2 separate regions of the Homo sapiens genome follow, and region 1 is linked to region 2. Evidence: chromatin loops called from intact Hi-C (ENCODE). Cell type or tissue: endothelial cell of umbilical vein. All regions are shown on one strand. Each heading gives the region's core, and the rest is flanking DNA. Links, peaks and the distances in the headings are about the cores only. Region 1 overlaps LOC105369710 (a long non-coding RNA gene). Region 2 overlaps LOC107984462 (a long non-coding RNA gene).

Region 1 (2,822 bases), core at 102-2,601, 65 kb before region 2:
AGAAATGCTCCATTGTCTCTTTGTTCCTACATGCTCCAACATTTCTGCTCAGCTAAATGACGGCTAATAGCAGTGGGATAGGCTGCCAGCTGTTATGGGTGCTTTGTGTGGAGCCTATCTGACCTTTTTATTATATAAAAGTGTTAAGCCAGTTATTAACAGAAGAGAAACTGAAAAGAAACCATATAAAGAAAAAAGTGGCATAGCAAACCCACTTATAAATCAGCCGTCCTTTAATTATCTTGGAAGCAAGAACTTCCTCATTATGAAAGATGGAAGAAAGTAAGGTGGAAGGCTTATCACCTGATGATAACCCTGTGTCGGCATCAATTATAGGTTTTCTGGATTAATGCATTGAGATGTTGATTTCAGGAGCTCAGACCAGACTTCAGTGTTCAAGAAAGCAGGCTACTCAAGAGAGTGATACAGAAAAGCTGATTCAAATGTGGACTTTGCTGAAAAGGGCATTACTATTTGGTAACCCAGGTCTTGATCTTAATTCAAACAGGTAATGTAAGCTCAGACAGCACAAGAGCTGACGTGTATTTGAAAATGTCTAGATTCCACTTCTTAAGTGCTTTCAAGTTTCCACCCCAAAAAGTTAAATTCTAAACTGCGTGTGCTTTTATCTCTTCTCATTTCCTTTACTTGTACAATATACAGTAAAATTTTTGTTTGAAAAATACCAGGCTTGTTTTGGCCCCCCGACCCTCTGAGCCTTCACCCAAAGCACTCGCTAAGCCGAGTAAGACCTTTTTTGAGGCCTGAAAGTGTCTGGTTCACTTTCTTTTATGTTATTTTTCCTTTGGGTGGACCTCTGCATTTCAAGATGTATTATTTAAATATTATCATTTCCAGGCCAAAAACAGGCAAAAAGTTCTAAAGGAACACAATTTTGCAGACTACAGATTTTTAGAAAAAATTGGATTAGCTGTGTATAAGCATCTAGCTTTTGGGGTGCTTAAAATAGAAAGTATCAAAATGTATCACTAGCCCAAATCCTCATCTGACTCAGATCCTTGAAGGTTGCCCTCCGTTAGTCTGCCAGAGAGCCCCATATTCTATTCAGTATTGGTTTCTTGGTTTTGTAAAATACAAGGGTCAATGTCTCTAAGGAAGCTGCTGTTTATTTGGTAAGCTTTACTAATCCTTTCCCATTATAACAAAAAGACAATACAGTTTATCACAGAAGTAAAAACACACTGTTGCCGGATATTTTCACATGCTAACTGGCACTACAGTCTTGTACATTTTGTTTTCATGAGATATCCAGGTTACATGAATAATACACTGGGAGGTTTGGGAGATTTCTCAAACATTATTTTTGGTAGTTACAGAAACCAAAACCGAGAGGAATGTATATGTTTGTGAACATTTAATTACATGTTTGTGTGCACAGGAATGAAAAAATCACTTAATCAATAACTAAAAGCACCTTGATAGGATGAAGCTAACTTGTGGTCTGTGCATTTTGAACCAGATTCTAATAAGCTTTTGAACCTTTTTGACACTGTCACTCAAAGATATTTTGTATTCTTTTCTTTTACTATTTATCTGATTTGACTCCAATCCACTTTGTGGTGTTGGCTGGGTTTTTGGGTTGAGTCAAATTTTCCATACAACACAAAACTCTTCTCTCACTCTGAGAATGTTCCTTAAATCAAGAATAGAACACTGAGGAAGGGCTTGTATTAACCTGTCTGGAAAGCAAGTTTGTGTCTTCTTTTTCTTCTTCTTTCTTCTCTTTTAATAAGACTAATAACTAGAGGTCTTAGTTAAAATAATGGAGATGTTGAAAGTGGATTTGAAAATGCACGGTAGCTGCCTAATCATGCTTGAACTTTCTAGTGGCTCACTTGCCTTGTGCTTTTTAATTGATGGGGCAGACATACCAAGTGTTTGGAGATGAACTGATACATGCCTGGATTTATGAGGCCCAGAGGCTAAGTTTGAACTTGCTAGCTAGTGGGAGAGCAGAGGGGTCACATTCAGCTGTGGTTGAGGCTGAATTGCCACTATTCAGTTCATATGGGGAGAAAAGTCACTTTCCAAAGGGCATTTGGTCTGCAGCAGAACCACAACTTTTAGTCCTCTGATATGTCAAATGCAGAACCAATGTAATTATCTGGATAAATCAAACCACAGATTGTTTCATACTCTAAGGTAACTATGAAAGACATTGACAATGAGCCCATGCATTTTCTTTTCTTTCCGTAAGCTTTCTTTCCCCCCAGACCTCATCTTTGTCAATTCCCTTCTCTTTCTTAAAAAGTATACAATCTGCCTGTGGTTCCTTTCTTGTAGCCTCTTGGGGTCATGTGAATTTGGTGGACTTATTGCCCTTCTCTCCAAATAACATGTAGTCCTCCTTAAAACAGTATTAAACTGACTGATCCCTGTATTTTAATTTATTAGTGTAGGGGAGGAGTAATGAGTAGAAGAGAATGAAAAAAAGAAAGCAAATTGATATTTATTGAGAAATAGCCATGAGTCATGAATTTTGCTTGGTATTTTGTGAACATCCTCTCACAAACTTCTGTAATATAATTAAGATATTGTAAGTTAAAATCATTAGGAATAACAGGGAGTTATGTCAGCAACATGGAGTTCTCTGGCTTCATTCCTTGCCCGCAAAAGAAATCCAATTAGCAATTATGCACAGGCAAGAATTCCATCTTGAATATCCCAGAATTCAGGAGTGAGGCTGATACACTTCTTTGGACCACAGAATCTAAAAATGCCATGAGTGAATGGTAAGAGAATCAGTTTTCTTTGACTGCAGTCCCCCTTTTCCAGACTGGCATGGCACCACATGCAGAAAA
Region 2 (2,822 bases), core at 196-2,695:
AGAAGAAGAAGTCATCGACTATAAAAAGCTTGCTATCTTATTTATCACTAAAGAGAAAAGTTTTCCAGTTAAAATTTTAAAGAGTATCTTAATTTAGAAAAATTTAAAATATGAAAAAATGTGCTTAGAACTGATGAAATACAGTTTATGGTATAATCTGGAGGAAGAAATACTTGATTCTTTCAGACTTCATTTAGAAATGTACTAAATTGCAGGTGACCTGTTAAATCTTACAATATATAATATTTTCACATATAATCTCCATTAGAGAGGCTTTATTTCTTGCTATTATGTTTTGTTCCAAAAGATAGAAGTTATTTATCAAAAAAATCACCAAGTTGTCTCAATTTTAACCATCTAATTTTGAGATGCTCTTCTTATCAAAAAATTTTTGTATTTTGAATCAGTGTCAGATTGACTTGATTTTTAAGAAGTTACTTGAACTCACTAAGCCTCAATTTCCTGAACTGTAAAAAGTGTATTATAATAGTAATATAATTTTAAGGGATTGTTATGAGAGACAAAAGAGTCATAAGCATTGAATAAATATCAGCTGTCAGTTATCATTTGGCATACAAGAATCAGACTAATTTGAATTATATTTTGAGTCTACCATTTTCTAGTCATAATAATTTGGGCAAATCAAATATCCTCTCTGCCTCATAAATGGTCATAGTGACACTTGTCTTTCAGGTTCTCAGGAGGGTTCAATGAGCTGATAAAATATATCAACTTCCCTATATTATGCCAGCCATATTACGCTGATTAACAAAAAATTTCACAGTAGAAGATGACATTCATTGAGCATTTATTTGCTCAAACTCTTTGACTCCTGTGCTCTTTGACTCATTTAACCTATACGATAATCCTAGGAGGTAGCTACAATTATTATTTCTATTTTACAGATGAGGAAACTGAGGCACAGAGTAGCTAAGTAGTGGTCACAAAGCTTTGGCAGAACTGCTCATTGAGCCCAGGCAGCATGGCCCCAGAATGGCACACAGCTCAAGCCACTTCTTTATTTGCCTTAACTTCACCACTAGGAAGAACACAAGGCAGCCTTATAAAATGAACAAGGCCTTCTGCTAGGCCAAAACATTGGGGGAATAATAATCAAGATATGACTGGTCACCGCAGATATGCTTTCCAGTGGGAGGCAAAGGCAGGACGTAGGACGCGCCGTTAGAGATGGGGGTTGCTCACAGCTCTAGTACTTGGCACGCAGCTAAGGTTGAGTCATTGACAACTTCCTGCACAGCCACATAAGCTGAGGAATAACATGGAAGGTATTTAACAATCTGTATGAACACGTAAACCCTGTGAAATAATGAGCAATCCGTCACTATGTTAACAAAAAGAGAAATAGTTCTAAGCACATTTGAACATTTGTGAAGACAACCATGTTCCAGGATGAAAGGAATGTAATACTTACACTTGGAAATATGTAATAGACAAGTCAAATGAAGTTCAAGGGCAAAACAGATTGACTGAAATGATGTAGGGAAAGGAGAAAATTGAACTGTACGGGCCTCAGAAAATGAGAAGAGAGCTGGTAAGAATGGAGAAAGTATGAAAACTGAAAAACCACTTCAGCTCATGAACTCATCTCCCCCAGTACTTGTAGTGTAGAGTTTTAAGACTTAATTTTTCTTTGTTTCAAGTGTGTTTATGTGGATTCCTAAGTAAGATTGTAAACTCTGCTGACTGATGTGGTGCAGTGGAAAATTCTCTAATTCAGGCCCAGAAGAGAGGAGTCTAAAACCTGGTCGGCCTCCCCAGCCAAATGACCACAGACAAACCATTTACTCAATGTTTCAGTTTCTTCATTAGTGAAATAAAAATATCTACTCAAAATAAGAATGTGTGTGGAAGAAACTTATAAAATATGTCCTGCTATGTAAATATAAGGTATTCAGAGGTGGGTGGAGAAACAGAACAAGAGACTGGAAGAAAAAAAACCTGTAGATCAAAAGATCGAGATGAAGACTTTGCCACTTACTTGCTTCATGACATTGGGCAGAATACAGTGATGCACTTAACCTCTGTGAACTTTAAGATTCCTTATCTACAAAATAGGTTAATAGTACTAACGACTCCAGTGGATTTATGTGCAAGTCACCTCAATTCTGTAAGGTAAGGAGTATCACTCCCTATTTTATAGATAAGGAAACTATGGTATAAGATTTTTTTTCTGTTTGTTATAATGATTCCCATAAAACCTGTAACAGTTCTCTACATGCAACAAAAATAAGTACTTGTTGATTGGTCACTTTATGTACATAGGTATCTTAATGGAAGAGACTATTTATCAAATAGAGAATCTCTTATCCAGCCATGAAGTAGGTGCACACTGTAAGATGCCTTCCTGGGGTGGTTGGCACAGATGATCTCTCAATGTTCCTTTCAGTTATATAATTCTGGGATGTCAAATTGAAACTGAACAAAGAACATAACTGGCAAAAATGAAATTACTGCTTTTCTGGAGACAGTGCTATTTGTCTGAAAATGGTAAAATGTAGATGGGAAGGAGGAAATAACAGGTCTGTGATTCATGATACTAAAAGCTAAGAAAAGGTGGGTTTTCCTTGTGGCTATAAAACAAACAAAAAAGCATATAAACCCAGTGTTTAAATGTTAATTTGCTACAGTACATCAAATGTTTATAGCAAGAATTTGATGGAAGCATCCTATTGAAAAAAACAAATTCTTTCCTATGTCAATGTGCTTATAAAGAGGATACCCAACTGTCTCCAGCAATGCATATTTATGTCTCTGCAGAGAATAACCTGACCTTATTTGCTGCAGTGACCATGAAACAGTGC

Evidence for each region. A loop is a pair of places that touch in the nucleus more often than their neighbours do. Peaks named below come from ENCODE experiments on the same cell type or tissue, not always from the same donor. Only the 100,000 strongest peaks of a DNase experiment are listed, where the experiment ranks them.
Region 1: it touches region 2 in a loop (3-fold over the local background); 2 of 110 quality-filtered maps call a loop at or near these places.

What each region holds. Positions count from the first base shown.
Region 1 is chr12:28,064,481-28,067,302 of GRCh38, forward strand. All of the region lies in intron 2 of LOC105369710 (a long non-coding RNA gene), which reads right to left. Among named protein-coding and RNA genes, the nearest start is that of PTHLH, 93 kb to the left of the region's middle. In endothelial cell of umbilical vein, for the core only: no CTCF peak of the experiment used is centred there; a DNase peak (open chromatin) is centred at 1,181.
Region 2 is chr12:28,129,659-28,132,480 of GRCh38, forward strand. All of the region lies in intron 1 of LOC107984462 (a long non-coding RNA gene), which reads left to right. Among named protein-coding and RNA genes, the nearest start is that of CCDC91, 59 kb to the right of the region's middle. RefSeq lists an enhancer at 635-1,834. In endothelial cell of umbilical vein, for the core only: no CTCF peak of the experiment used is centred there; a DNase peak (open chromatin) is centred at 1,213; H3K27ac peaks cover 1,425 bases.